Regions from separate parts of the Homo sapiens genome. Here all the other regions are linked to region 1. A link is a contact called in ENCODE Hi-C or POLR2A ChIA-PET data. All regions are on one chromosome and are shown on one strand. Each heading gives the region's core, a stretch centred on a gene start or an enhancer-like site at or near the end of the contact. The rest is flanking DNA. Distances are from core to core; before and after follow the strand shown.

What was found. Hi-C counts contacts between places; a loop is a spot of excess contacts on that map. ChIA-PET counts read pairs that join two places held with the same protein, here RNA polymerase II (POLR2A). Pooled maps may share reads with other maps.
Region 2: a map of CD8-positive, alpha-beta T cell shows a loop between it and region 1 (6-fold over the local background). The contact joins the promoter of NASP here to the promoter of ZSWIM5 in region 1. A Hi-C loop is called at or near these places in 1 of 168 maps with a recorded cell type or tissue (CD8-positive, alpha-beta T cell) and 9 of 50 pooled maps. POLR2A ChIA-PET finds 5 or more read pairs at or near these places in 1 of 52 experiments (Panc1).
Region 3: a loop to region 1 is called in a pooled map, with 7 times the contacts of the local background. The contact joins the promoter of AKR1A1 here to the promoter of ZSWIM5 in region 1. A Hi-C loop is called at or near these places in 5 of 50 pooled maps.

What each region holds. Positions count from the first base shown.
Region 1 is chr1:45,204,029-45,208,775 of GRCh38, reverse strand. ZSWIM5 (zinc finger SWIM-type containing 5) reads left to right here and starts at 2,171. Exons shown (of 14, transcript NM_020883.2): 1 at 2,171-3,020. The coding sequence starts at 2,426. RefSeq lists silencers at 1,945-2,364, 2,565-2,724, 4,693-4,747 and enhancers at 1,793-2,692, 2,693-3,593.
Region 2 is chr1:45,581,433-45,586,179 of GRCh38, reverse strand. NASP (nuclear autoantigenic sperm protein) reads right to left here and starts at 2,139. Exons shown (of 15, transcript NM_002482.4): 1 at 1,975-2,139. The coding sequence starts at 2,033. RefSeq lists silencers at 1,444-1,743, 2,654-2,713 and enhancers at 2,244-2,553, 3,004-3,063, 3,474-3,523.
Region 3 is chr1:45,548,894-45,553,640 of GRCh38, reverse strand. It overlaps AKR1A1 (aldo-keto reductase family 1 member A1), which reads right to left and starts at 2,815. Exons shown (of 9, transcript NM_153326.3): 1 at 2,486-2,815. RefSeq lists enhancers at 2,343-2,562, 2,793-3,022, 3,073-3,132.

The sequences.
Region 1 (4,747 bases), core at 922-3,421:
TGAGACTGCATCTCAAAAAAAAAAAAAAAAAAAAAAAAGACAGTAACTGATTAAATCAGAATAACATATTCATTGATTCAAAGTGCAAATATTTTCTGAACATCTTCTATGTGTAGGCATTTTGGCAGGTGGTAGAAATAGGCCCTTACATGGAAATGGTTCCTGCCCTTCCACAGCTCATAGTCTAGTTAGGGGGACAGGCATTAAAGGAATATTCGTTCTCCCAAAAAACTCTGATAAATTATAGGAAAGAAAATAGTGTGTGTTATGGAAGCCTGTAAATGTGGTACCAGATTCAAGGTGGAGTAGGGATTATGCTATTTTGCAGTAATCTATTTATAGTTATTTACAGATATAAATCCATTTACCAATATAAACAGATTTCTTTTTCTTTCTTTTTTTGTTTTTTTAGAGAGGGTCTTGCTCTGTTGCCTGGGCTAGAGTGCAGTGGCATGATCATAGCTTACTGTAACCTTGAACTCCTGGGCTCAATCAATCCTCCTACATCAGCCTTCAGGGTAGCTAGGACTACAGGGTGTAGGCCACTAATCCCTGCTATTTTTTATTTCTTGTGTAGAGATGGGGTCTCCAGTCTGCTCTGTTGCCCAGGCTGGTCTAGAACTCCTGGCCTCAAGGGATCCTCCACTTTGGCCTCCCAAAGCCTTGGGATTACAGGCATGCGCCACTGCATCTGGCCTAAACAGATACTTATTGAGTACCTACTACACTGAATAAGCAAACAATTTGAATTACTTCTAATTCCAGCCAGCCTGGGCAACATAGGGAGACCGCCCCTCTACAAAAATTTAGAATTAGCTGGGTGTGGTGCTGTGCATCTGTTGTCCTAGTTATTCTGGAGGCTGAGATGGAAGGATAGTTTGAGTCCAAGAGTTTGAGGTTGCAGTGATCACCCCACTGCACTCCGGGCTGGACATCAGAGTGAGATCCTGTCTCTAAAAAAACTTTTTTTAAAGTGAATTATTTCTAATTCTTACAACATTTATGTGTAGAAGCATTATTACTAGCTCCCTTTTGCAAATGATTTAATAGAATCATGAATAGCATCACACACAGCAAGTGTGATTCACACCCAATTCTGCCTGTGCTCTTTAATTCTGAGATTACAGCAAAACCAAACTGTGGCTCCAGCCTGTCTCCAATCATTTACTCTCTTCTTACTCTTATTTTATCCTACACTCTAAATCTCTCTTACTTTGAAGGGCAAACTCAACTATAGAAACTCTTTTAATACAGTTCTTGGAACGTTTTAAAGTTGTAGAGATTAGTTTGTCAGCAAATTCTGAAATAATCTGAGCTTTCTTGATCGAGCAAGAAACAGTAACTTACAATTGCGTGTTGTTTATGGAGTTAGTGATGAAGCTGCCATTCTTGAGCACCCACTATGTGCCAGGCAGAGGATAAATTATAGTGAAGGAAATAGACATGATTCTCACTCTCATGGAGTTGACAGTCAGACATTAAACAAATATATAAAAATACAACTATGTAAAGGTGTAGAAGACTGAGCCAAGTGAGGAAAACATGAAAGACCTAATTCAGATTGGAGGTAGGGGATCAGAGAATTCTACCAAAAAACACGCAAAAGTGTTTTGTATTCTAGGATGCAAGGTGCTAAACCCTCCAAAAGACCCCACCAGGATGCAACCCCCGTGGCGATAAGATCTTGATGCCCCATTGTCAAGGGGTGGTGCGACTTTGTCCCACTCTGGGGTGGGGTGACCGCCGGCTTTATCCTACATTGTTGTGGCGTGAGGTGAGTTTTCATCATCCGAACTTTCTGATGTTTTCCCCTAGTGTCTTCTTTCCCAGCGTCTTTCTGCCAGATCTTCCGCTCTGCTGTGACAACCTCCTGTCACATCAGTACCGTTGGAGCTGGATTGTTTTTTTCTCCTTGTACCCCGCGAGCCTATAACTTCACGGAGGCGGCTCCTTGGATGGCTTATGGCCCCGCCATTTCATTCAGTCACACAGTCCATTCCTGTCTGGCCGGCGGCAGGTGGGTTGGAGGTGCGCGGGCGGGCGGGCGGGCGTGCGAGAGCGTCCGGCGCTCCTCTCCCCTCCGCGGTCGCCGGATCCGCGAGAGCGCTCGGCTCGCGTTCTAGGCTGTTTGCGCCTGGAGCGCGCCGCGGGCCCGCGCTCGCTCCCGCCTGTCTTCGCGTCCGCGGCGGCCAGGACACCGCGCGCCGCCTCACGCTACCCTGCAGGCCGCCCGCGTCTGCCCTCGCGGCGCGCTCCCGGGCCCGGCCGCGGTTCCCCACTCGGGCCGGCTGGCTCGCGGGTTCTCTCGCCCCGCCCCCCTCGGCGCCACCGCTGGGCGCTTGCGCGGGGCGCGTGGCCGTGGCCAGGGTCTCCGCCGCAGCCCGAGCAGCCGCCGCCGCCTCAGTCAGTCAGTCAGTCCCCAGCAATGGCGGACGGAGGTGAGCGAGAGGAGCTGCTCTCGCCGTCACCGGTCTCTCCGGCTAAGCGGCAGTGTTCGTGGCCCAGCCCGCAGGCTCATCACCCTCGCGGTTCGCCTGGGGCAGCCGGCGGAGGGGCAGGGGGCGTCGGCAGCAGCTGCCTGGTCCTCGGGGCCCGCCCCCACCTGCAGCCGGATTCCTTACTGGACTGCGCCGCCAAGACGGTGGCGGAAAAGTGGGCATACGAACGGGTGGAGGAGCGCTTCGAGCGGATCCCGGAGCCCGTGCAGCGCCGCATCGTCTACTGGTCCTTCCCGCGGAATGAGCGGGAGATCTGCATGTACTCCAGCTTCCAGTACCGGGGCGGCCCCGGCGCCGGCGCTGCTGGCGGCGCCGCGGGGGCTTCGCCGGCCGAGGAGGGGCCGCAGCCACCCCCCGGGGCCGCCGCTCCGGCCGGCTCCGCCCCCGGGGGCGTCGCGGCTGGGGCATCCCCCGGGCTGGGCGCAGGGGCCGGCGCGGCCGGCTGCGGTGGCGAGGGGCTCCCGTTCCGCCGGGGCATCCGTCTGCTGGACAGCGGCTCCGTGGAGAACGTGCTGCAAGTCGGTATGTGCTCGTCCAGGCGTTCTCGGGTCCTCAGCCTCCTCTTCCGCGGGTGCCTCTTCTCGGCCCGAGCCCTGGGGCCGAGACCCCGGCCTTCTGCCCAACTCCTGTACCCCTGCCGAAGGACGAACAAGTCACAAAAACTTTTTTCAACCTTTCACTCAGGTCCACCACTGCTCTTTCCTCCACTGACCCTCTACCCCAATTTCTTTTTGTTTGAAGAGTGAATAGATCTCTCTTCTTCACTCTTTCTATTCCCCACACCAAGGCAAAGAGAATGGGGAGGTATGACTTTTTGGATGTAATAATTTCAGAAATGTGTTGTCCTAATTTAAGTTTGGAGAGGAGAGGATTGTTAGTAAATCTGGAACAAGCGGTTTTAGAGGGAGCGTTTGAGGGACAGACTGTCAGAGGCAATCTATAGCCCTAGCCGATTGAGTCTCGATGAAATTAACACTGGGAAAAAAGCCCCAACAAAATACTGCATGTTTCAGACAGTTTTAATTGTCTGCGTTAGGATTTTTCCCCTGGACCGGTGATGCTTGGGAATCTAGGCTGCGGACTAACAATAACCGAAGATGGAAATGTGACAGCTTCTCCTCCACACCCCCACCCAAGGAAAAAAAAAAAAAAAGCCATACAATCTGGAGTGGGGGTGGGGTCTCTCTTCCTTGTCAGACTGGGGTAAATCAAAAGCTGGTCACGCTGGGTTTTTCAAAAGCTTCTCATTTAACAAGTCCTATTTGCTTTTATCTTTTTGTTATGGAAAAATATATTATACAAATGATTTCTTCCTTTACTCCTCCGGAGCTTCTAGTCAGTTTGTTAATCTTATTAAATATATAAATACAGTGCTTCTGATTTGTGGAATGGTTAAGGAGAAGGATAAAAAAATGATTAACATTGACTTTGCTATGTGGAAAATTAAAACACGAATTTTTTTCTATTTGGATTATTATGGCATTCTGGAAGTACATATCTTTATGCGTTTTATTGTACACTATATGCTCGTATTAATTGAAGAAAATACTGATTTTTGAAAGGAGTTGAAGGGAGGTTGTTTTTAGAATTAAACAAGCACAGAAAGACACAAACCCCAGACATCTAGCTCTCCAGGTAAAACCTGGAGAAAACATTTGAAAAATGTTTTTCTTTGAATCGTGCTGTTTCATATAAAGTAATCTGCTTCTGGTTATTGAGAATCATTGATTCCTGTGTTTCTAACCAAAACAACAGCATACCACAACTTGTTTTGCAAATGTGAAATGTAAATTTATCCTGTGCCAGAATATAGTGACAGTGGCTTGAGCAAGTTTTGTTTATTTGAAAGAGGTTAGTCCTTTATTTGTGTATATTTTTGAAAGAGTGACTTGAATAAATATGTAATTAAGGTGTACAGCTTTAATACTGAAACACTGAAAACATGAAAATAAATACAATCATTTTCCTATTAGTCTGTAAATTTTAATTTTTCTGAGTTTCGATCATTTATTTAACTTTTAAGATTCTTGTTTCAAATATTTTAAATGGAAAAGGATCAATTTAAGTGGTCATTTTATAGTAAGAGATGGATGAGGAAGAATTTTCAAACTTGAGGGAACAAATAAAAGAGAGGAAGAGTTTTAAAGAGGTGTCTATTTTTAAAGTAACTAAAGTGTCACTTTCCAAATGAAATAGGATATTTTGGGTAATCTAGATCATGTTTAAATCAGATATTTCCCCTTTATAAT
Region 2 (4,747 bases), core at 890-3,389, 380 kb before region 1:
AGACCCTGCCCCCCCACCCCCACACACCCAGCACATATAATTGCTCAGTTTTAGCTTTCAATTTATGCTGTGAGGAACTAAATGGTTTGCTTTCTTCTAGCCACATATACATAAACTTTCTCTATGTATAACCTGCCAGGAAACTAAATTCACTAATGACCTAACTCTGGCTAGACACAGGGGACCTGCAAGAGGTATTTGTTGCATACTTCTACCTCAAAAAACAAAAACAAAAACACCTGGCCCTGCGCCGTGCCTCACGCCTGTAACCTCAACACTTTGGGAGGCCAAGGCGGGAGGACTGCTTGAGTCCAAGAGTCTGAGACCAACCTGGGCAACATTAAGACCTTGTATCTACAAAAAATTGGCCAGGTGTAGTGGCACACCTGTAGTCCCAAGCTACTAGGGAAGATCAGTTGTGCCCAGGAGTTCGAGGTTGCAGTGAGCTATGATCACAACACTACACTCCAGTCTGGATGTGAGATCCAGACCCTGTCTGCAAAAACAAAACAAAAACACACAGCTGTCAGTGAAATACTGACTGCTAGAGCTGTCTAGGAAACATTATAAAAAGCAGCTCTTTTTATAATAGCTATAGCACGACTCCCAAGCCCAATCTATACTGCTTATATCGAATCAATGGGGAAAGAGGCAGGTAATGGGAGTTTGAAATTAAAATTGTATTTCCCATGAGTTCCCAAATGATTCTCAGGGTGACTTGAGAACCACTGCTCTACAAGAACGCAGAGAGAAAAGGTGGTAAGCAGAGATATACGTAAATCTCTAACTATAAACAAACAAAGACATAATCATGACAGAGTGTAAGCCTATAGAATATCAATTTAAAAAACTTCACAGCAACCATTCCTTTTACAGGGAAGGCAACTAACCTCTAAAGCGCACAAGATTAGAAAAAAAAATAGAACCAGATGCCTAAAAAAATATGGCAAGATTGGGAAATCAGACCTACTGTATGGGAAACAGCACTTGTTTCCTTGAACTCGTGTAGTGTTTCCCTCCACTGTTCAAAAAACAGATTACGCCTGAGTGGCACTGTGCCGCTTTCAAAACAATCCTATCTTGTTTCCCTCCAGTCCTTCTCCACTTCGTGCATACTACTGCCGATTCACCTAGCAACCAAACAGTGCTGGTGAGAGCTCCAGACAGCGCTTCCTGAAGACGCTTTACGTCCGGTAATGTTCCCCCCAAACAGACACCACCTCCAAAGTCTAAAGAACGACAATCCTCCCCACCACAGGCAGGGGCTCACGGAGTCGCGGGGAGCGATAACTATCTCCCAGCACAAGACGTGAGCGAGGTGTCGGGGGGAACTAGCCTCGCCGGCCCCACGGAGATAGTCCAAAGCTCCTGCTGGAGCCGCAGCGGCCCCAAACAATGGAGTTTTCCCGCCTCCTCAAGGCCCCGCCCCCTGCCCCAGGGCCGGCGAGGGAAGCGAACGCACGCGCGCAAAACCCCGCCCTCAGCAAGGCCCCGCCCACCCCGACCCCTCAGGTCCAGCCTCCTTCCTCGTGCAAGGTTTTTTTTCCCTTTTGGCGCCAAATCTTCGTTGGTTATATTCCCGGGTTATCCAGGGGTTCTACCAGAGGCACACGCTGGGGACAGAAGGGGCGTGAAGGCCAACCCGCGCGCCAGGGCCCCGCCTCCCGGCCAACCGCCCCGGGCTGGGGGAGGAAGGAGAGGGGCAGGCGAAGGATACAGCCGCCGCTGCCCCCGGCAAGATGGCGGCCGCGAAAAGCGGGGCAGGGGGCGCCAGCCGACCGCCGTTACCGCTGCTGCGCGAGGCTCTCAGCAAAAGAAGGACTGCTCCAGTGACCAGGCCTTCCCGAACAGCGACAGCTGCTCTTGGGAAGGCAAGTACTCCCGCCCACCGGTCTGCCCCTTCTCCGGAGCCCCCGTCCATTAGCCCTCCCCGCGGACTGGCCAGTGCCTTAAGCTTTCCACAGTCCCGCTTACTTGTCGGCAGAAACCAGCTCCGCGGCGACGGCGGCAGTGGCTGTGGACTCCATGGCCATCGTTCCCCTGAGGTGGCGAACCAGCGAACGGAATAGAGCCTGCGAGAAAAACAGGCAATTTGGGACGCCAGAGACTCACTCAGGGACAGAAAATGGCAGATTAGAGACCCCGCGCGGCCGGGGCCCTTTTATATACGAGGACCCTTCGCCCCGCCCATCCACTTCCGGATCCTCCCCCTCGGGTTTAAAGGGCCAGGACTCACCACCCATACCCTCCGTCCCCCGCCGGCCTACCACTATCTAGACACCTCCTGCCCTCTCCATATGGCTCCGCGGGATTGTTTCCCTCCCTAGCCCGACTTCTCCAATAAACAGCAACTTCCTGCTTCTCCAGCAAGTCGCATAAGAAGAACTGGAATCTTGACACTACAACTCCTGACAGGACGCCCCTGCGGCATCCAGAGACAGGGAAGCCAGTGCTGCTCTGCATGTTCAGGGCGAGTAGCTGAGAGTCTCCTTCCGGCCTGGATACTGAGGAAGGTGACTTAGACTTTCTCTCCGTCCTCTGAGTCGTAACGGACGGACACGCAAGGGCCGAGGACGGGTACAAGCAGCAGCGACTAGAACTGATCTGGGTGAGATCTAGGCCTCAGCAACAACTGACGCAAAAAGATTTTGTTCTAGGATTGGCTACAGCTGAAACTACCGCGCTTGATTCAAAGCTCGGGGCTTGCAGCGGGAGGCAGCTGGCTCCTCCCTCTGAACCCGCCCCCTTTGGCTGGCCCAATCCGCTGATCCCATCCTCTTAGGCCCTGCCCAGACTCCAAATCTACCAGAATTAATGCTCCCAGCGCTGTTTGTCCACTCCTGCCTATGATTTGCTGTGTGACTACTACTCGTGGGGGTACCGTGATTAGACGCTTTAAAGCTATTAGCTATCTTGTTTAATATTAACAATGCTACTAGTGAGATCAGTGTTAGTCTGTTTCTTAGAAAAATAAACCAAGGGGCCGGACGCGGTGGCTCACGCCTGTAATCCCAGCACTTTGGGAGGCCTAGGCTGGTGGATCACGAGGTCAGGAGTTCAAGACCAGCCTGGCCAAGATGGTGAGACCCCCCCGTCTCTACTAAAAAATACAAAAATTAGCCGGGCGTGGTGGCGGGCGCCTGTAATCCCAGCTACTCGGGAGGCTGAGGTAGGAGAATACTAGAACCCGGAAGGCAGAGGTTGCAGTGAGCCGAGAGCTCGCCACTGCACTCCAGCCTGGGCAACAGAGCGAAACTCCGTCTCAAAAATAAATAAATAAATAGGCCAAGGTTCCAACCTGGCCAACATGGTGAAACCCCGTCTCTACTAAAAATACGAAAATTAGCCAGGTGTGGTGGCAGGCTCCTGTAATCCCAGCTACTCGGGAGGCTAAGGCAGGAGAATCACTTGAACCCGGGAGGCAAAGGTTGCAGTGAGCCGAGATCTCGCCACTGCACTGCAGCCTGGGCAACAGAGCGAGACTCCGTCTCAAAAAAAAAAAAAAGGGGAAGCTGTGACTTGTTCAGAAAGTTGCAAGACAAATCAGTTATGGAAAGCAGTGTGCCTCATTTCCTGCAAATGGCTGAGTGAAAAATAACTGGCAGGCTAAAAAGCTGCAATTCCTCACACCTGGAGTATCATCCATTCCTTTTCACCATGGCCCAGTCTACGCTGATCGGAGTAGGGGTTTTTATTTCCCTTTAGGTTCCAGCATATTGGGAAAGATTCCTGGAGAGGATTCTTATTCCAATCTGTCAAGGCTCGAAGAGGTTGAAATCTTTGGGGCTAGAGAGCTGGACGTGAAAATGCCAATTCCTATGGCAAACATACATGGGCTCTTCCATTATTAGCTAGGTGACGTGAGCCAGGTCACGTAACCCGGATTGTAATCGAGTAGCTGGGATTAAGGTTAAGTGTAAAATGAAGACATATTAGTAGCCACCGCTTAAGGACATTGTGAGAATTACAGGTAATTAGCACTGTGTAGAATTCACGCTAAGCACTCATTGAATGGCTACCACAGTCTGATGATGTGGTAAATGGAGGGTGTTGGGAGGGGAGATCTCTCCAAAGTCCTTGCAGCCAGGGCTAGGGCCTGAGAAAACCTCTGCAATTACTGGTGTGACCGATTCATCCATTAAATTAATATTCACTGAGCAACTTTGAGGTACAAGACTTTGTACTAGGTTCTGGGGACAAAAGACATGGACTCTACCTTGAGGAACTCAGAGAAATATATTTTAAAATATATTTTAGGCTGGGCGTGGTAGCAGGTGCCTGTTATCCCAGCACTTTGGGAGGCTGAGGCAGGCGGATCACTTGAAGTCAGGAGTTCGAGACCAGCTTAGCGAACATAGTGAAACACCATCTCTACTAAAAATACAAAAATTAGCCGGGAGTGGTGGCAGGCTCCTGTAATCCCAGCTACTTGGGAGGCTGAGGCAAGAGACCCACTTGAACCCAGGAGTTGGAGGTTGCAGTGAGCTGAGATTGCACTACTACACTCCAGCCTGGGCGATGGTGAGTCTCCATCTCAAAAAAAAATAAATAGCTGGATGCAGGCCGGGCGCGGTGGCTCACTCCTGTAATCCCAGCACTTTGGGAGGCCGAGGCGGGCAGATCACCTGAGGTCAGGAGTTTGAGACCAGCCTGGATCCCCTGGTGAAACCCCATCTCTACTAAAAATACAAAAATTAGGCAGGCGTGGTGGCAGGCGCCTGAAATCTCAGCTACTTCGGGAGGCTGA
Region 3 (4,747 bases), core at 1,566-4,065, 340 kb before region 1:
TTTAGCTGGGTTTTAAATCTTGTTAATACTTAATAGCTACAGAAAAAGAGAATGCTCTAATATGTAACCTAAGACCTAAGATTGCAATAATGCTTCCTGTACTTCTTGATGTATGTGAAAAGAATTTTAAAATATATATTCCTAAATCTTTCTCTAGTCCATCCATATCTACCTCCACTGCCACTGCCCCATCTCTGACCACCACCACTCTTTTTTTTTTGAGACAGAGTCTCGCTCTGTCGCCAGGCTGGAGTACAGTGGTGTGATCTCGGCTCACTACAACCTTCGCCTTCCAGGTTCAACCGATTCTCCTGCCTCAGCCTCCCCAGTAGTTGGGACTACAGGCGCATGCCACCACACCCAGCTAATTTTTGTATTTTTAGTAGAGACGGGGTTTCACCATGTTGGCCAGGATGGTCTCCATCTCTTGACCTCGTGATCTGCCCGCCTCAGCCTCCCGAAGTGCTGGTATTATAGGCATAAGCCACTGTGCCCAGCCTTTTTAAATTTTTTTTTGAGACAGAGTCTCACTCTGTTGCCCAGGCTGGAATGCAGTGGCATGATCTCGGCTCACTGCAATCTCTGCTTCCCGGGTTCAAGTGATTCTCCTGCCTCAGCCTCCCCAGTAGCTGGGATTATAGGTGTGTGCCACCACACCCAGCTACTTTTTGTATTTTTAGTACGGAGAGGGTTTCACCATGTTGGCCAGGCTGGTCTCGAACTCCTGACCTCAGGTGATCCACCCACCTTGGCCTCCCAAAGTGCTGGGATTACAGGCATGAGCCACTGTGCCCAGCTGACCATCACTCTTTACTTAAACCACAGATCTTGGCTTCCAGAGTGGTCCCTCTTCCCGCAGTCCATCACCAGATCCAACCATGTGACTCCCAGTCTCAAACCCTTCCAGCAATTCTCCCCTATATTCAGGATAAAGTCCAGGCTTCTCAAAACCTGGCTTCTATCTTTCTCATTTCACCACCTCCTCATGTCAGACTGTATTCCAGACTTTGAACACTCAACAGGGTCACATCACTTACCTGACTCTAGGTGTGTGCACTTTCCTTCCCCAAACCCTACCTTTGCCTGGCTAGCTGCTGCTCATCCTTCAGCTAGCACTTCACATTTCTGGCTCCTTTCCAGGTGCAGTGGCTCATACATGTAATCTCAGCACCTGGGCAGGCTGAGGCGGGAGGATCACTTGAAACCTGGGCAACAAAAGGAAACACTGTCTCTACAAAAATTTGTTTTTTTCTTTCTGAGTCTGCTTGCTAGGGGGAATTTTTTTTTTTTTATTTTAAAGATTAACTGGGCACAGTGGCATGTAGTTTATAGTCCAAAGGCTGAGGTGGCAGGATTATTTGAGCCCAGAAGTTTGAGGCTGCACTGAGCAAGGATTCCACCACTACACTCCAGCATGGGCAAAAGACCGAGAGACCCCCATCCATCTCTAAAAAGAAAATAAATAAATAAATAAATGGATGGCTACTTCCATGTACTGATAGCATGTGCACATCACTACATTTTTCTGTTTATATATAAATTTCCCCCACAAACCTGGCTACTCCTTGAGGTCTGAGCCTGTCATCTGCCTGAACCCCTCACTCCTAGAGTACCTGTCCCATACATACATACATACATACATACATACATACATACATACAATGTACACAATACACACACCACACACACACAGCTTATGGGGGAGAGATCTTGACAGGTTGAGTTTGGCCAGCTGGAAGGACATTTGAGGAAGTCGCTGCCTCTGTCACCTTCTTCCTTTACCTGTTGGAAAACCTGAAAAGAATCCTCTTGGAGAATATCAAAGCACTTTACTATACTCGGCAAAAAATCCCAGTGGACCAGATAGAATCATACTGAGATTGCTCCTGTATTAAAGATAAGGAAACAGATCTTGGAAAAGTAACAGGCCTGCAGCCCTGAGTATGAACGATCTGAAGGGGAAGAGTTAATTAACAGTAGCCTCATCCAGTGAAGGTTCAGATCTGTGTCTTACTTTAACAGAGTTCTGGGGCAACAGAATAACATGTCAGACTTTCTCAGACCCAAAGCAGGTGTCTAAGTAAGAGAATTATCCCCACTTCTCCCCACTTCTGAGAACTATCCCTGCACCTGCATAAGAAAGCCGGAGCAGCTGGAAAAAGCACATAGGTGAGCAAACAAAAAGATGGCAATTAAAACTTGCAGATCACCTAGTATGCGCTGTGCGCCTTCAAAGCTTTATCTCAATTCTTGCTACAGTTCTAATGTAGGACCTCATTTTATTGCTGAGGAAACAGGTTCAGAGAAACTGGGAAGTTAGCAAGAGATCATACAGAGAAAAAGAAGAGCTCAAATCCGAAACCAAGTCTCGTCCCCTCCAGTGCTCTGCGCTCTCCACTCAACCCCAGGGGCTTACATTTCAGTAGTAAAGAATCGAGGCCATCTCCTCCGGGAGAAAGATAGGCCAGCAGCAAGAGAAACTCACCTTGGCACAAGCACAGAGCGTGAATAGGGTACTGTGGCCTGGGCTCAGTTCTGCACCCCGCCAGAGATCCAACGATCCTCAGCTTAAGTCTGGCGGTGAGGGGGAAGTTCCACCCGGAGGGAGGGGCAGGGGCCGGGCATAAAGGATCACGCGCAGGGTGGACCGCCTTCGCCGCCTCCCGAGGAAGGACCTGAAGGGGATGGAAAACAGAGCTGGGAGGTAGTACCGTCTCCACCTCTGGATCCTCGAGGTCGAACTGGCCGGAACTTGGTCACTCACTCCGCAGCGCGGGTTTGGAGAACTCCTGGGCACAATGAGGCAGGTGGCGCTGGCCACGTGGGCGGTGCAAGGGGCGGGGCCAGCCTCGCCTTTTGCTGGCCCACATTGCACCGCGCGCCTAGGCGCCGCCGCAGGCGCTTTTCCGGGGGAAGTAAGGTAGCAGATGCCACGTTGCAGGTTCTTCTGGTGTCGGCCCTCCGGATTCACAATGCCATCCGTGGCTCCATACTCTCCCTAAAGTCAGGTTGGCTGGATTCCCAAAGTTCACCTAAGTTGGCCCCGTTACATTTAGTTCAAGCAAACTGAGGCCCAGAGAGCAGCTGCAACACCAAGATTGGCCAGAATACAGAAGACCTCGCGTCTGCAGATCCAGGCGCTGGAAAGTGCCTGGTCCCCCTGTCTGGACCATAGACCCCGCCCAGCACGTTATGTGCCAGGCACTGTGCTTAACACTTAATAAACATGGTTTTATTGAATCTTCATAATAATCCTGGAAAAGGAATATTCCTTTTTTTTTTTTTTTTTTGAGACGGAATCTCGCTCTCGCCCAGGCTGGAGTGCAGTGGCGCGATCTTGGCTCACTGCAACCTCCGCCTCCCTGGTTCAAGCAATTCTCTGCCTCAGCCTCCCGAGTAGCTGGGATTACAGGCGCCCGATACCACGCCTGGCTAATTTTTTTGTATTTTTTAGTAGAGACGGGGTTTCGCCATCTTGGCCAGGCTGGTCTTGAACTCCTGACCTCGTGATCCACCCGCCCTGGACTCCCAAAGTGCTGGGATTACAGGAGTGAGCCACTGCGCCTGGCCGAAAAGGAATATTCTTTTATTTCGTACAAGCCTTTTTAAAAATCGTAGTATAGCATATATACAGAAAATACACCAGTCTTTTTTTTTTTCTTTTTCTTTTTTTCCTATTCTACATCCAGGAAGAAAGAAAATGTATAAATCTTAAATGTATACAGTTCTTTTTTTTAAATTATTTTTTGCAATGTAACTGCCATCCAGAGGAAGATATTACCAGCACACCATAAGCCTGTGAGGAAAGTATTCATAATCCATTTTACAGATTGGACAGACTCAGCAAGGTTAAGGCTATTTATAATTTTCCCAAAGTCACACAGGTATTAATTAAATGACACATCTGCGATTTGAAATAGTCTGTGCTGTTTGAGTGGAGAGGTGTCTTGCATGTATGTGTTTTCCTTGGCAGGGATGGGCAAGACACAGGGTTATCTCGGTTTGGCTCTGCTTTTCCCCACACCTTTACTCCCTGAGAGCAACTCTTCCCATTTCCCCACCCCCGTTATCCCCCACTGTCTCCCCAACATAAGTGATGTCCTGGTGGACCAAATGTCTAATGTATCAGGCCATCCTCATAAAAACAATCAGACTTGGCCGGGTGCGGTGGCTCACGCCTGTAATTCCAGCACTCTGGGAGGCCGAGGCAGGCGGATCACCTGAGGTCAGGAGTTAGAGACCAGCCTGACCAACATGGAGAATCCCCGTCTCTATTAAAAATACAAAATTAGCCGGGCGTGGTGGCACATGCCTGTAATCCCAGCTACTCGGGAGGCTGAGGCAGGAGAATTGCTTGAACCTGGGAGGCGGAGGTTGTGGTGAGCTGAGATTGCGCCATTGCGCTCCAGCCTGGGCAACAAGAGTGAAACTCCATCTCAAAAAAAAAAAAAAAAAAAATTCAGCTAGGCGTCGTGGCGCGCACCTGTAGTCCCAGATACTCAGGACGCTGAGGCAGGAGAATCGCTTGAACCCGGGAGGCGGAGGTTTCAGTGAGCCGAGATCGAGCCACTGCACTCTAGCCTCTTGACAAAGCGAGACTGCCCCTCAAAAAAAAAAAAAAAAAAAAAAAAAAAAAAAAATTAGCTGGATGTATTGATGCGAGCCTGTAATCCCAGCTACTTGGGAGCCTGAGGCAACAGAATCACTTGAACCAGGGAGGCGGAGGTTGCAGTGAGCTGAGATCGCG